2 separate regions of the Homo sapiens genome follow, and region 2 is linked to region 1. Evidence: chromatin contacts called from ENCODE Hi-C or POLR2A ChIA-PET data. All regions are on one chromosome and are shown on one strand. Each heading gives the region's core, a stretch centred on a gene start or an enhancer-like site at or near the end of the contact. The rest is flanking DNA. Distances are from core to core; before and after follow the strand shown. Region 1 has its middle 16 kb from the start of COA6. Region 2 holds the start of SLC35F3-AS1 (SLC35F3 antisense RNA 1).

The links. A loop is a pair of places that touch in the nucleus more often than their neighbours do. ChIA-PET counts read pairs that join two places held with the same protein, here RNA polymerase II (POLR2A). Pooled maps may share reads with other maps.
Region 2: a loop to region 1 is called in a map with no recorded cell type, with 4 times the contacts of the local background. The contact joins the promoter of SLC35F3-AS1 here to the enhancer-like site in region 1. A Hi-C loop is called at or near these places in 1 of 168 maps with a recorded cell type or tissue (pancreas), 1 of 37 single-sample maps with no recorded cell type and 6 of 50 pooled maps. POLR2A ChIA-PET finds 5 or more read pairs at or near these places in 2 of 52 experiments (A549 and activated CD4-positive, alpha-beta T cell).

The regions. Positions count from the first base shown.
Region 1 is chr1:234,353,472-234,361,027 of GRCh38, forward strand. It overlaps the pseudogene RPS15P2. Among named protein-coding and RNA genes, the nearest start is that of COA6, 16 kb to the right of the region's middle. RefSeq lists enhancers at 3,226-3,345, 3,386-3,485, 3,536-3,645, 3,666-3,715. Within about 2 kb of position 3,425, at least 8 of the 41 ENCODE cell types and tissues checked have a DNase peak (open chromatin) inside an H3K27ac peak, as active enhancers do.
Region 2 is chr1:234,267,995-234,275,550 of GRCh38, forward strand. SLC35F3-AS1 (SLC35F3 antisense RNA 1) reads right to left here and starts at 5,028. Exons shown (of 2, transcript NR_183711.1): 1 at 4,208-5,028; 2 at 2,414-3,437. The region is part of intron 3 of SLC35F3 (solute carrier family 35 member F3); the gene reads left to right. LOC105373206 (a long non-coding RNA gene) reads left to right here and starts at 5,069. Exons shown (of 2, transcript XR_949283.4): 1 at 5,069-5,889; 2 at 6,174-7,556.

The DNA of each region.
Region 1 (7,556 bases), core at 2,175-4,674:
ACTCAACACTCCTGTTAGACATTGTACTAGAGGTTTTAGCTGTTGCAATAAGCTAGGAAAAAGAAATAAAAAGTATCCACATTGAAAGGAAAAAGTAAACCTGTCTATATTCTCGGATAACATGATCATCACTGTAGAAAATATGACAGAATCAATGAGAAATGGCAGGTCTGAGATATGCTCTTACCTTTTTCCAAGTAATCCTCCTTGAACTTTTTGCTAACCTCCTAGCCACCCAAAATAAAGGCTACATTTTCCACTCTCCTTGCAGCAAGTTGTGGCTTTGTGACTACTTGTTGAAATGTGAGTAAAAGTACTTTGTGGCAACTTGTAGAGACTTTCTTAAAAAGATAACTGGTATACACCATGAGGTAAACTTGGGGATAAAAGGAGCCTGACTGAATCCCTTCATGGAGTAGAGTTGGCATAGCAACAATGGACAACCTACCTCTGAACTTTTACATAAGGGAGAGATACAAACTTCTATCTTGCTTAACGCATGACGTTCAGTCTTTGTTACTTGCAGCTGAAGAAATTTTAAAAATTTGTTTAAATCTCCTTGAAGACAAAATTAGAAGAGATGGAATACAAGAAAAAAATAGTGGATCAATCCAATAAATCCAACATCCTACTAATAGTTCAAGAAATACAGAACAGAGAAAAGAGAGAGGAAGAAATTTCTCAGAACCAAATGACATGAGACTCTAGATTAAAAATACTCACCAATACTCACACTAGCTAAAGATATGGAAGAGACTCATATTAGGGGATGTCACTGTGAAGTTTCAGAATACCAAAGAAGATCCTGAAAACTTCCAGAAAGATAAGTAGAGAATACTTACAAATTATTAGTCAGAATGGCTTCATATTTCTCAATAGCAGCATCAGAAGCCAGAGGACAAATAATCAAATGCCTTCAAAATTCTGGGGGAAAATTATTTTCAGCTTAGAATTCTAGAGCCAGCTAAACTCTCAATCAAGCACAAGGACAGGATAAAGATGTTTTCAGATATTCAAGGGCTCAAATACCCGCTATGTACCCTTCCAAAAGAAGACTGGAAAATATGTTCTACCAAAACAATGAATTAAAACAAGAAAGAAGATGACATGGGATCCAGGAAAGAGGATATCTGACACAAAGGGAAGTCTCCCAATGAAATTTTTACAAAGAGCAAGCATTACATACTGAAGCAGAAGGAAGAAGTTTCCAGGAAATAAAGACATACAATTGATATTTGACTGAATAGAAACATATTGTTAATATACACATGGGAGAAACAGTGAAATAATTGAAAAGCATTAACAATAGGTAGATAAAAATTCAGGCCCTCAAAAAGGCTAGTATCAATCACAGGAAAAAGGAAGGAGAAAAAAGAAAGAAAACATACAAGTAGTACATTACATGGCTCGGCAGTGCACTGCATTGGTATAACCATAATAATGTAAAGAATAACAATTAATTTAACCAAAAATCATACCAAAATTAAATTAGAGGAATGTAGGAAATGTAGTTAGGAAGAGAATGTAAACCGGAATGGAGGGCAGGTGCACAGAAAAATGGCTTAAAATTTGGACTTCCTAGCCAAATTGCCTTTTTTCACATCCCAGGACACCTACTAGCTGTATGATCTTAGGTAAGTTACTCAACTTCTTTGTACTTCAGTTTCTGCATCTGGAAAATGAAGATGATACTACTTACTTCAAAGAGTTATCATAAAGATAAAATGAGTTTATATCTATATATAATGTACTGATAAAAATACTTGGTATAAAGTAAATAATAAATGTGTATTTATCATATCATTAACATGGTAGGAAGTCAATATATGTTCTCTAAACTTGAAAAGTTAAGAAATATTCTATATAGAAATGTGGAGGTAAGGAAAATGGAAGAGTTGAAAATTGGGTGAAATAGGGGATAGACTATTGGCTTTCATAAAATCCTCGTAGACCTCTTCGATTTAAAATAAACTTTGTGGCCAGGCGTGGTGGCTCATGCCTGTAATCCCGACATTAGGGAGGCTGAGGCAGGCAGATCACTTGAGTCCAGGAGTTCGAGACCAGCCTGGCCAACATGGCAAAACCCCATCTCTATTAAAAATACAAACATTAGCTAGGCGTGGTGGTGCATGCCCATAGTCCCAGCTACTCAGGAGGCTGAGGCATGAGAATTGCTTGAACCCCAGATATGGAGGTTGCAGTGAGCCAAAATTGCACCACTGCACTCTAGCATGGGAGACAGAGCGAGACTCTGTCTCAAAAAATAAATAAAAATAAAATAATAAAGAAATAAAAAATGAAATAAACTTTATACATAGACTACTATGATAAAAATAAAACTTAATTCCAAACAAGGTGGCCTTCTTTCCAAAAGCCCTCTGCCTATTGAAAGATAGCTGAGTGAGACTTAATGAGCTCTTCCTTCATATAATGACATTTGCTATATTTGGCCAACTTTCTGCTCCACCATTAAGCCCGATTATCTTTGCTGACACTTAGAGCACATTTACTTTAGATAGGAAATCGAAGGCCAAACAGAAGAGACAAAGTCCCTACCAAGTAAACATGGCCTCTCCCCAGAGTACCACACAAGATAATATATCACATTTTCTATAATAGACCTTAGGGGTTCAAATCCTGGATCTGCCATTTAGTAGCAATGTAATTTTTGACAAGTAATTCACCTCTCTATGTTTATTTCCTGTGAATTGTACCAAGTCTGCGAGGAAATCTATAGGTCATGCCCTACCTTCTTAAGAATCAGCTCTTAAGGAACAGTCATTAGTGTAATGTTAGGCAACAATTTTAGTGAACAGAAATCCCCAGAGCAACCAGAGAAAGCAGAGCACACTCTGTTCTGAGAACTCTTCAGTAAAATAGAAAGCATGTCCTGAACCAGACCCCAGGCCCTTCATTACACTACCCATCTCTGGTACTTGGAAGATCATGAGATAATAGCCTAGGGGCTATAATAGCCCCTAGCCAGAGGCCCATTTACTAACCCCACTGGTATAAATGGAAAAAGTTTTATAATTTAACTCATTAAACTTAATGCAAAAGTATAACATAATTAGGAAACACACCTTTGATTTCTCTAAAGATGAAAATACATCTGGGGATTGAAAATCTATGAGGTGTGAAGGAAAGGAGACAGAATATTAGCTACCACACTTATTTGCATATCTTTTTTTTTTTTTTTTTGGAACCATGTGCGCCTTTATTAGCTGAGCCACTACTTGAGAGGGATGAAGCAGAAGGAGTGGGTGGCGCCGATGCCGGACCGGCATTGCTTTACGGGCTTGTAGGTGATGGAGAACTCGCCCAGGTAGTGGCCAATCATCTCGGGCTTGACCTCCACCTGGTTGAAGGTCTTGCCGTTGTGGACGCCCACCATGCTGCCCACCACCTCGGGCAGGATGATCACGTCCCTCAGGTGCGTCTTCACCACTTCCGGCTTCTCCATGGGCGGCGCCTCCTTCTTGGCCTTGCGCAGGCGCTTCAGCAGGTAGTGCCGCTTCCGCCGCAGGCCCCGGTTCAGCCGCCGCCGCTGGCGCGCACTGTACAGCTGCATCAGCTGTTCGTAGGACATGTCCAGCAGCTGGTCCAGGTCCACGCCGCGGTAGGTGAACTTGCGGAAGGTCCGCTTCTTCTTCTGCTCTACTTCTGCCATCTTGCCGGATCCTCAGAAAGAGCTATTTGCATATCTAAAGGTTGTTTTCCTGATGAAAGCAATCACCATTGTTAACAGATGTGAGCGTAAATGGCTAACCATCATGATCAAGAAAGTTTCAGCTGATAATAAGCTTCAGTATTACTTAGATAATGCTCTTTTATACTATTAATATTCAAGGTATTTATTTAAAACAGACCAATGGATTTCCATGAAAACCTTCTCTATTGCCTAAGTGACTAAGGTTCATGCTGGCACTACTAGATTATTTTAAAATTTTCAGGAAATTCAGGCCTACTTCGATTTTTAAAATCATGCATCCTGGTTAAGTTAAAACTCTATTTCACTCTTCTCCCAGGTCACATTTAAAACGTTTCATATAACCTCAAAAAACACAAGCAAAAAATGAAGTCTCTAATTGAGCTTGTGAATTCTACAACTCTTCCTACTAACCAAGTGGATATTAAAGGGGGTACAAATACCTGAAGGTTTTATGAAGGATTTATTTGATAAAATTCATAATGTATTTAGTTTTCAATCAAGCTTCAAAACATAGAATGATGATTCAAATGTCTGGGACAGGAAAGTCACTGCAATTTCAAGGAACTCACAGTAAGTGTCAAGAGCCTCATCCCTGAGGCTTGGTGAAAGGTTTAAATAAGATAATGAATGTAAATCATGTGTACTGACTACATAGTAAGTAATCAATAATATCTGCTACTATCATTGAAAACTATGGACTGGATGCCATTATACATGGGAGTTCTGTGGTTAGATAAGCATAGCCCAAAGATTCTTAATAATCACCAACCTGGAGGGAAGTCACTGTTAGGGATATGATGAGGGCTATGAATTTTGTATGCTTTGATAGTCTAGTTAGAAAAGCATAATTGAAGATGTCTATCAAACCTGCAGGGGGTGGCAGTGCTAGAAGAGATAATTCCATAGTTTGAATGACAGACTCAAGATCAAAAGGAGCTCAGACTGAGATGATGGGCTATAATAAACAAGATATTTAAGCATGTTATTCTCCTGCTTAATTACTTTCAGTGGCTTTCTGTTGCTGACCACTGAATGCCCTCATGTCTCAGCATGGCATTGAGTACCCTCTACATTAGAACCTTGTCTGGATTTTTTTGGTATCTCCCACCACTACCCTACAGATGCCCATCTCTTTATCTGAGCTTCTTCTTGTTCCCAGATCTTGCCCCTACCGTACTACCTGTTTCTTCTTGCTATAGACTGAATGTTTGTGTTCCCCAACCCCAAATTCATATGCCCAATGTAATCCCCAATGTGAGGGCATTTGGATTGGAGGTAAAGCCTTTGGGAGATAATTAGTTCATGAGGGTGGAGTCCTCATGTATGGAATTCGTGCCCTTATACAGGAGACCCCAGAGAGCTCCCTTGCCTCTTCCACCTTCTGAGGACACAGGAACCAGGAAGCAGGCTCTCAACAGACACCAAATCTGCCAGCTCCTTGACCTTGGACTTACCAGCCTCCAGAACTCTGAGAAATAATTTTTGATTTTTTATAAGCCACCCAGTTTGTATTAGTCTTTCCTACACTGCTATTAAGAACTACCTAAGACTGGGTAATTTATAAAGAAAGAAAGGTTTAATTGACTCACAGTTCCACAGGCTGTACAGGAGGCATGACTAGGGAGGCCTCAGGAAACTTACAGTCGTGGCAGAAGGCAAAAGGGAAGCAAGCGTGTTTTCAGGTGGTGGCAGGAGAGAGAGAAAGAGTAAAGGGGGAAGTGCTGCACACTTTTAAATAACCAGATCTTGTGAGAACTCTGCCACAAGATAGCACTAGGGAGATGGTGCTAAATCATAAGAAACCATCGATCCAATCATCTCCCACCAGGCCCCACCTCCAACGTTCAGATCACAATTCAACAGGAGATTTGGGTGGAGACACAGAGCCAAATCATATCACAGTTTATGGTATTGTTACTGCAGCCTGAACAGGCTAAGATGGTGCCGGCCTGTCTCCCACCTGTTTCTGAACATCCTATTCATCCTGTTTGGCTCAACTCAAAAGTTACTTCCTTCATGAAGAAGTTCCCAGTCCCCCAAAATCAAATAAGCACCAAGTCTGCCCTCGAGTGCCACCTATCTCACACCACTGCCTCATATTGGATGTCTTGGTGACCTTGGTCAGTCCTCTTATTAACTTCCAAGTCTCTTAAAGGCAGGAACTGTTTCCATTATGCAGACTGCATTCTTAAAAGTATTCATGAAACAAATAAATAAATGATATATGTGAAGTCCTCTGTTCGTGGCCAAACCAAAATCATTTCAGGGGAACAGGATGAATGAAAAATCACATCTTAGGGTTGTAGCTGCTGTAAGTAGAATAAGTGCAAATATCGTGGGCACTAAAAGCTAATAAAAACATAGGGTACACTATCCAGAGGACAGAATAACTCTCTGGTTACCAGATGTGAGGCAATTAACATTCTATGTGGGTTCTGATTATTGAATGCTTAAAGAATTGCTCTAGTGTGGGCTAATGGTGGGAAGGGGCTTCACCTGTAGTGTGTTGAAGTCTCATTTACTATGCCAATAACAGCACATTCCTCACCCTGGAACCTGAGTAATCTCTATACATCCTCAGGCCTAAAGAGACAAAAAAGCTCAAATCTTAGGTCTCTCATGGCTGGAAAGGGGACAAACTGGTCGAAAGTATGGCTTCATCTTATGTTATGGTGGGAAATAATAGAATATTGGCTGCTATGAGGGATAGGCTGGGAGTCAGGTGGGAGGTGAACATTAAGAAGGAGAGGGACTGACCTGAAGCCTACGGAGTGTTGCTATCACTCATCACAGGGTTAATTTTGAGAGGCATCTATGTTTGTGCAGTTGCGTTTTCTGTAAACATTATTGTTTTGCTCCACTATGGTATTTCTTAAAGTGTTTTGGAAAAGTAAGGAAAGAGGCCGGGCACAATGGCTCACGCCTATAATCCCAGCACTTTGGGAGGCTGAGGCAGGTGGATCACTTGAGGTCAGGAGTTCGAGACCACCTGGCCAACATAGTAAAACCTCATCTCTACTAAACATACTAAAATTAGCCAGGTGTGGTGGCACACGCCTGTAGTCCCAGCTACTCAGGAGGCTGAGGCAGGAGAATCCTTTGAACCCGGTGGGTGGAGGTTGCAGTGAGCCGAGATAGCACCATTGCACTCCAGCATGGGTGACAGAGTGAGACTCTATCTCAAAAAAAAAGAAAAGAAAAGGAAAGAGATTAGATTAAGATTAAGTACCTACTTCCTCTCCCACTTCAAGTCCTGGAAATAGAGGATCAGAAATGTTGAGGAATTCTTTAGGATAGAAAGGAGATGGGATTTTACTTATGGGAAGACAGCAAATAAAGACTGCAACTTAACACATACACAGGTGAAAGTGTTAGCAAGAGTAGGAACCATTTGCTCTACATAACTCCAGAAAAAACTCATACTAAAATGAAAACATAAAGCAGGCAGTTCTGAGCAATTCCCATCCTTTCTCTACAAAAAGAGAGACGGTACTAAATAAAACATAATTTAGCAATCACAAGCATGAACAGATAGACCACAAAATTTACCGAGCATTTAAGCAAGATCAACACTATGAATGAAGACATTAAACCAAAAAGTCAGAGGCACTACCATCTAAGGAAAAGGAATAAATTATAAATTAAAAGAACATAAGAGAACTAAAATAAGGTGTAATTAATGTTTTCAAAAGATAGCATAAAACAAGAGCAAGAACAAATTGCTTTATCATATGGGATCTAGCCTTCAGCTCTGAATGGGAGATCCTATTACTGACAAAGTCTGTCTTTCCAAAATGGGGTCTTTCTCTGTTCAGTTCAGAAGCCAATACACAAAAACAAAAGT
Region 2 (7,556 bases), core at 3,778-6,277, 84 kb before region 1:
CTCACATCCCAGACGATGGGCGGCCAAGCAGAGACGCTCCTCACTTCCCAGACGGGGTGGCGGCCGGGCAGAGGCTGCAATCTCGGCTCTTTGGGAGGCCAAGGCAGGCGGCTGGGAGGTGGAGGTTGTAGCGAGCCGAGATCACGCCACTGCACTCCAGCCTGGGCAACATTGAGCACTGAGTGAACCAGACTCCGTCTGCAATCCCGGCACCTCGGGAGGCCGAGGCTGGCGGATCACTCGCGATTAGGAGCTGGAGACCAGCCCGGCCAACACAGCGAAACCCCGTCTCCACCAAAAAAAAACGAAAACCAGTCAGGCGTGGCGGCGCGCGCCTGCAATCGCACGCACTCGGCAGGCTGTCAGGAGAATCAGGCAGGGAGGTTGCAGTGAGCCGAGATGGCAGCAGTACCGTCCAGCTTTGGCTCGGCATCAGAGGGAGACCGTGGAAAGGAGACCGTGGAGAGAGGGAGAGGGAGAGGGAGGGGGAGAGGGAGAGAAAGCACATGGTTATATACTTATGACCTAACAATTCCATGCTAGGCTTTTATGGATTGGAATCCAAAGAAACTGTACAAAAAAGAATGATAGCAGCAGCAGTGTTTTTAATAACAAAACACCCAAAAGCAACCCAAATGTTCCAACAGAGGAATGGAAGTCATTAGACCACTTCCTACCAGCCCTACCATGTCTACCCAAGACTGAGACATCAACGTGGGGATCTCATGTTGAAATATGATCCTGATTGTTCCACGTGCCACACGATGGAATATCATACGGCAGTGAAAATCAGTGGACTTCGGCAGTAGACTTCTCCATGGAGGACTCTCTGCAACATAGTGTTAGACAAAAAAACTAAAGCAAATCACAGATTAATACAGTGTGATTCCACTGATGTGATGTTTGAGGCCTGCACACCTAAACTATATGTTGATTACACACACATACACACACAGACACATATATAGTACATACCTATTATAAATACTATAAAAAACGTAAAAGGAATATAAGCCCATGATAATAGTAGTCTATTGGGGAAAAGGAAGGACTCATGGAGTCTTCAAAGTTACTGAAAATGTTCTAGTTTTTAAGCTTATTGTTGAGCATACTGTTATTTCACCTTTCATGTAGTGTAAATATTTTTACACATCCAATATTTAGTTTAATATGTTAAAGAATATTTCATTTAATATTTTAAAGAAAATTTTAATTGGAGGAGGACCATTTCCTGATATTGAACTGTTAACAGAAGCAAAAAAGGGGCCTCACCCTTCCCACAGCTGGTGAGATTATCAAACCATGATTACTGAGAGATGGTGTCTAAAGGGCCTCCTATACAGGCAAGGTGGGAAGTAACCAGAATAGAACAGAATAGATCAACCAGGTGGTACATCTTCCAGGGATGCCCAGGATCAAATGCAGGGCTAATTTATGCTAAGTTGACAAAAGTACCTATTTTGGTCACTGTCCCTCCTTCCTGCAGCCCAGTGTGTCCCAGACCCCACCCACCCACTCAGGCATGCATGCTGCCCTCCCTTTACATTCCCAAAACTGGCACCCCTTGGTGAGTTGCAGAGCATGCTATATTTCTAAGTGCCATAGTTTGGATGTTTGTCCCCTCTAAATCTCATGTTGAGATTCAATCCCCATTATTCGATGCGGGGCCTAATGGGAGATGTTTGGCTCATGGGGGCATGAATAGATTCTGGGTTGTGTGAGTTGTCACCCTGTTAGTTCCCATGAATAGAACCCCTGGATTTGGGATGTGTGTGTTCTCACCCTATTAGTTCTCATAAGAGCTGGTTTTTTAAAAAATGGCTGGCACCCCAACCTTCTCTCTTGCTTCCCCTCTCACCACGTGATCTCTGCACACACTGGCTCCCCTTCCGCTTCTGCCATGAGTGGAAGCTCCCGGAGGCCTCCCCAGAAGCAGGTGCTGGTGTCATGCTTCTTGTACAGCCTGCAAACCATGAGCTAAACAAACCTCTCTTCTTTATAAATTCCCCAGCCTCAGGTATTCCTTTATAGCAACACTAAATGGACCAAAACACTAACCTTCACATCTTCATTAAAGCCCACAAACCCATGCCCATTGTCCACTTGCTCTTCTAGGACAAACTGAGTTACAAGGATTAAAAATTCTCACTAATACATGAAGACTAATACCTCCTGATTAATACCTTCATTCCTACATGTGGATTTTGTTTTCGTTCATTTTGGTTATGCAAAATTTTTGGCACCTGCCCCCTGCCTCAATTCCTCCCACACCAAGAAACCATCTCAGAGTCATTTTGCTTCTGCCAGTGAGTCATAAAATCATCCTGGCTTCAGAAAGGGAAGCCACCAGCCTCAAGGAGAGGGTCCATTCTACAAATTCTATAAAGAAATTCTCAGGTTATCTTATCTTCTCAGAAATAAAACAGATAAATCTATTGTTGTTTACATATTGAGGGGTATGTGGTTGAGGCATGGCCGGTGATACAGATAAATAATTTTAGGCTAAATTAAACATTTCATCATGTTGATCTGTGGCAGAATGCAGCTTTTAGACCACAATGCTACCGTTCCAATGACATTCACTTCACCCTCATCCTACAGAGCCCTTGGAGAAAGTGGTAATTGCCTACAAAGCTCATTGCACATTCTGGAGGTCCGTGCTGGCCCAGCCCTGCTAACTGTGATGGATGGACATTCTAAGCTGAGATGAGAGCAAAGGCTTTTTGCGAGACAAAAAGGCAACTGATTGTTTCAGGCATCACTCTTGAAGGATGTTCGTGTAACAACTTGCAAGGCCAAATTGGGATGATGCCTGCCTGACGCAGGGCTTGTCAAGGTGGGAGGCAGGTGTTGTAGTGGCCCAGGAGAGGCAAGCTTGATGATGCTGCTCAGAAGTTGTCCTCATCATGCTTATAGAAGGTTTAGTGTTGACCAGTGCCAATTCTATGCATGTTGTGATATGGGAAAACATGGCCTCTTCTGGGAAGAAGGGATCATCTTCTCTCCAGCAACACAACTCCAACAGCAGAATAATTTGATTGTAGGCAATAGCCTAAGTGTGCATTTCTTGGATTCTAAAGAACCCATTTCCTGTGGAATTTTATTGCTGTTAAAACTTGGATGAAGTTCAAATCATAGGCTTTCTAAAATAGTCAGAGGCCAGCTATAAATTTAAAGATGTGTGGGAAATATGAGTCAGTCGAGTCCATTCGGTTGCCCCAATCATTACTACTGAGATAGACTTTCTACGTAGGTTTATTCCTATTGTTGTCATGAGGGTCCGAGAAGGCACAAGAACTGAGCAAAAAACACACTTATTTTGAAGCATATACAGGGCACCTATAGTATGATGAGTCATTCTTCATTTTCAGATCGTTAAAAAGAAAAGTCCTTGAAATCTTGTTGCTGAACTCTTGTGGAAACTAGTAATACAGAAACTGAAAACAGAATTATTAGTAAATGTCTCACCTTCTCTGGTTCAGAGTTTTTTCGTTTTGTGAAAGAGAAATAATGCTCTTTCTGTTATCTTTGATTGAACAGGTGTTTGTGAGGTCCCTTGAGACCCATCAGGGAAAATGTAAAAGGTGCTATAAATTTTAAAATGTTATTTATTATGCATTGATGTTATTTAATAATAATACATTTGCCGAAAGCAAGAACTTCATTCATTGAGATTTGTGTCTCAGGTTTTATCATATCATGAATAGACTTTGTACACAAAGAAAAACTAAAATATTGCTAGTAAATCAATCTGGTACCATGATCCCAGTGAATAATGATAATTCCTTGACCTTCAATTAATGAGTGCAGGGATTGAGCTCCATTTAAGAAATGTGTGAAGAGAACAAGGCCAGATGCAGTGGCTCAGGTCTGTAATCCCAGAACTTTGGGAGGCGAAGGTGGGTGGATCGCTTGAGTCCAGGAGTTCAAGACCAGCCTGGACAACATGGCAAAACCCCGTCTCTACAAAAAAATACAAAAATTAGCCAGGCATGGTGGAGCATGCCTGTAGTGCCAGCTACTTGACAGGCTGAGGCAGGAGGATCATTTGAGCTCAGGATGCAGAGGCTGTAGTGAGCCAAGATCATGCCATTGCACTCCAGCCTGGGCAACAGAGCGAGACTCTGTCTCAAAAAAAGAAAGAAACAAATGTGTGAAGACAACAGGCAGAGAATGATAAAATCCATTCATATTTAAGAATCCTTACCTGGCCCTCCTAATGGAATATTCTAGAACCGTGTATACTTTCCAGGGTATGGAAAGTAGGAGTAATAGAAGGGCAGCACGTAATTATTAATAAAACTTTTCAAAGAGGACAGGAAACAAGACCTAAAGCGTTCTAGAAGTGGAGAAACTCACTTCAACCACAGACTATAAGACCAGACAAGTTAAGAAGTAGCACTTCCAGAACATCTTTGCATGTATACTTTTGGAGTAACATCTTCATCTCTGATCCTCCCCTGCATTTGAAATTGTTCTGAGATAGGGTGGACTGGGATTGTGGGGTGAGGGTAGGGTACAGACATAGACCAATCCAGCCGTCTTCAGATGAGTCATGAAGGAAGTCGAGAGATGGATGAGGACTTGGCCTCTGTGCTCTTCAAGATCCCTTCCACCCTGGAGAGTCTGTGTCCTGTGACTTCCCCAAAGAAGCTTTATTGCTCTTTCTGAAGATGCTTCTAGAACAGCATTGGGTCTTTCTTAAATCTCAGGTTTTCCCATTCTTTTTCCTTTCCATGATAGTGACCACTCCCATATAGACTTGCTTTCCAAATGGCGTGCTGCCTGGTTCCACATGTCCTCTTGGTGGGTGGCTGCCTGCCCCTGTTTGTTGTTCTCTTGCCTGGCTGCTGCTTCTCCCAGCCAGTGTGGACAGCAGGCTCGCTGCCCCTGATGTGCCATGGGGTCAGCACAGCATCAGAACTCTCAGGTGGACTTGGAAGCCCGCGCAGGACAGTCACAGCCCCTGGGGGCTTTACTAATGAGGCTACATGAACTGCCTCTCTGGTCGGCACTCCTCGGATCCCTCTCTTGCTTTTCTGTCACCTTTTCCTTGTATTCCCTAATCCATTATTGAATCATGTGTGCATTATGTCATCATCTGACACCTGCTGCATTCAGGGAATTGCCAGCATGGGCTCACTCCAGCTGTCCCTGCCTGGTTCTCTGGAGTTGGCACTCCTACCTTCAATGCATCGATTTGAATCATTATTTCCAAACCCAGACGTCTGACTGCCAGCTGTGTCTACTTATTTTTACTATCCCTTATACAGGCTGTTGCCTATAAGTCTTCAGAAGCTTGGCGATGGCTTTCTTTGACTTTCTTTATTGATGACTGCCCAGAAGGGCCCACACCGGTGTGAGTGGTACAGGGGATGCAGGGAACGCAAGCCCAGGCAACCCCCCTCCCACGAGCCTCCCTACAATTCCAGCAGTCTGTCCTGCCCCCCTATCTGGAGTAGCCAAGAACTTAGGTTTGTGCTGAGCATTTTTGAAGAGGCAGCAGGAAGGCCAGAAGCACATCCTGCTATCACAAAATAATACTCCATCTTTCAGGATCGTGAAAATTTGAGTTATAAATTACGTGATACAGATTCTAAATTATGCAAGACTTCACAAGAGGTCAGGTGAAGGCTGGATGGCCTCAGAAGGATGGCTTCAGAAGGCCTTCAGAAGGATTGCTACAATTCATCATGCACAAGGTGTTGAGGGTCTGGAGCAGGGAAGGAATCGGGGGCATCTGAATGGAGAAATGGGGACTTGATGGAGGATTCATGAAATGATTTTTAGGATACTTGAGGGCTTGGGAGGAATACACACAGTCTGGAAAGTCCCCCTGCTTAAGGGTGCCACAATCCAGCTCCCGGAGGCATCCAGATGAAGCAAAAGGTAAGACTGACCAGCACAAGTGACTGTGGACCGCATACTCATTACATGCTGCACATGGTAGCATTTGTGTACAAAATAGGCCACATGCTGGATAGTGTTTTGGTTAAAAAAAAACCATCACATGCATTGAACTCCACTTTTAAAAGGAAAAACAGATACAAAGTCAGTTATCTATGGTCTCCATAGCTTGATTCTTAAAAATTGGGGTTAGCGAAATGTTGATAGTTCTCAGGGGGAAATGTGAACGTTGGTTCTAATTAAAACTGTCTTATTGGAATTTCCAGGCAGCTGGAGAACAAATACAAAAATCTTAATTAAAAGACCGTTTTGTGAGGTCTTCAACTTCTTCTCCATTTCACCAACACGCTGCACAGTCTGTGTATTCAGCGTCACCAAAGAGATTTTTAATTCATCAGCCTGGTTTTTGTGGATTGTTCGTTGCCTTCTCAGTGCTGTAACACATAGAGACACTGGTACAGGCATTAGGAAGGATGGGAGAAGATACCAAATGGTATAAGACATGGTCTGGTATTTCCAGGGATAGGATCATCCATTTAGGAAAACAGCTACATAGAGACATGCACAACATTACAAAGAAACTCGAGAAATTTCACAGAAAACAGCACATAATCAATTGTCAAGTGGGATCCCTGGATAGTAACTTCAGGAAAGAGGAATGTCTGTGAGTGAGCACACCAAGGCCAGGGCACGAGACGCCAGGGCTCCCTGCTGACAGTAGGATAATGCACTTCTCTGCTCATCTCCTAACCACACTTGGAAAAGCCATCCAAGCCAAGGCGATTGTGATGGTGCAGATTCCAACTGCTGAGGAAGAACACCCTGGCTGGTGACTTTGCCCCTAGTCCTTGTCTATCTAGTCCTCACAAACATTAATCTTCAATGTTGTATACAAAAGCAGACAGAATTCTGCATTTCAAGGACTCTATTTCTGTCTTAAAAGTGGCATGCAGGCTTGGAGGATGCCAAAGAACAAAAAATGCCATGCAGAATACTAGAGAGGGATTTTATTTGCATTAAATGAAAAAGAATGAGTTCTCCATCAATGCCCTACTTCTTTCTTCATATACCACATTCCCACCCACTCCTATTCTATTCCAGACCCTCACCACCTTGTGACATATATTGCCACAACCCTTCTGAAAGCCTCCCTCATCGGAAAATCCAAAATCTGAAATGCTTCAAATCTGAAGGTTTCTGAGCACCGACAAGACCCAAGTGGAAAATTTCACACCGGACCTCATTTGATGCGTCACAGTCAAAACGTAGTCAAAGCTTTGTTACATGCACAAAATTCTTTAAAATATTGTAGAAAATTACCCTCAGGCTATGTGTACAAAGTGTATCAGAAACGTAAATGGTTTTCTTGTTTAGACTTGGGTTCCGTCCCCTGAGATAACATCATTGTGGATATGTAAACATCCCAAAATCCCAAAAAAAAAAAAATTAGAAATTCAAAATACTTCTGGTCCCAAGCATTTTGGATAAGGAATACTCAGCCTATATCTCATTCATTAAGATATCAATTTCATTCCCCTGAATTCCTTATTTTATGTCACCCCTAGTTAAGAGAACACAGATTCTTTTCTCAATATTGCAGAGACAGAGGGATGCTCAAAACTCCTACATCAGCTGAGATAGATAGGTGG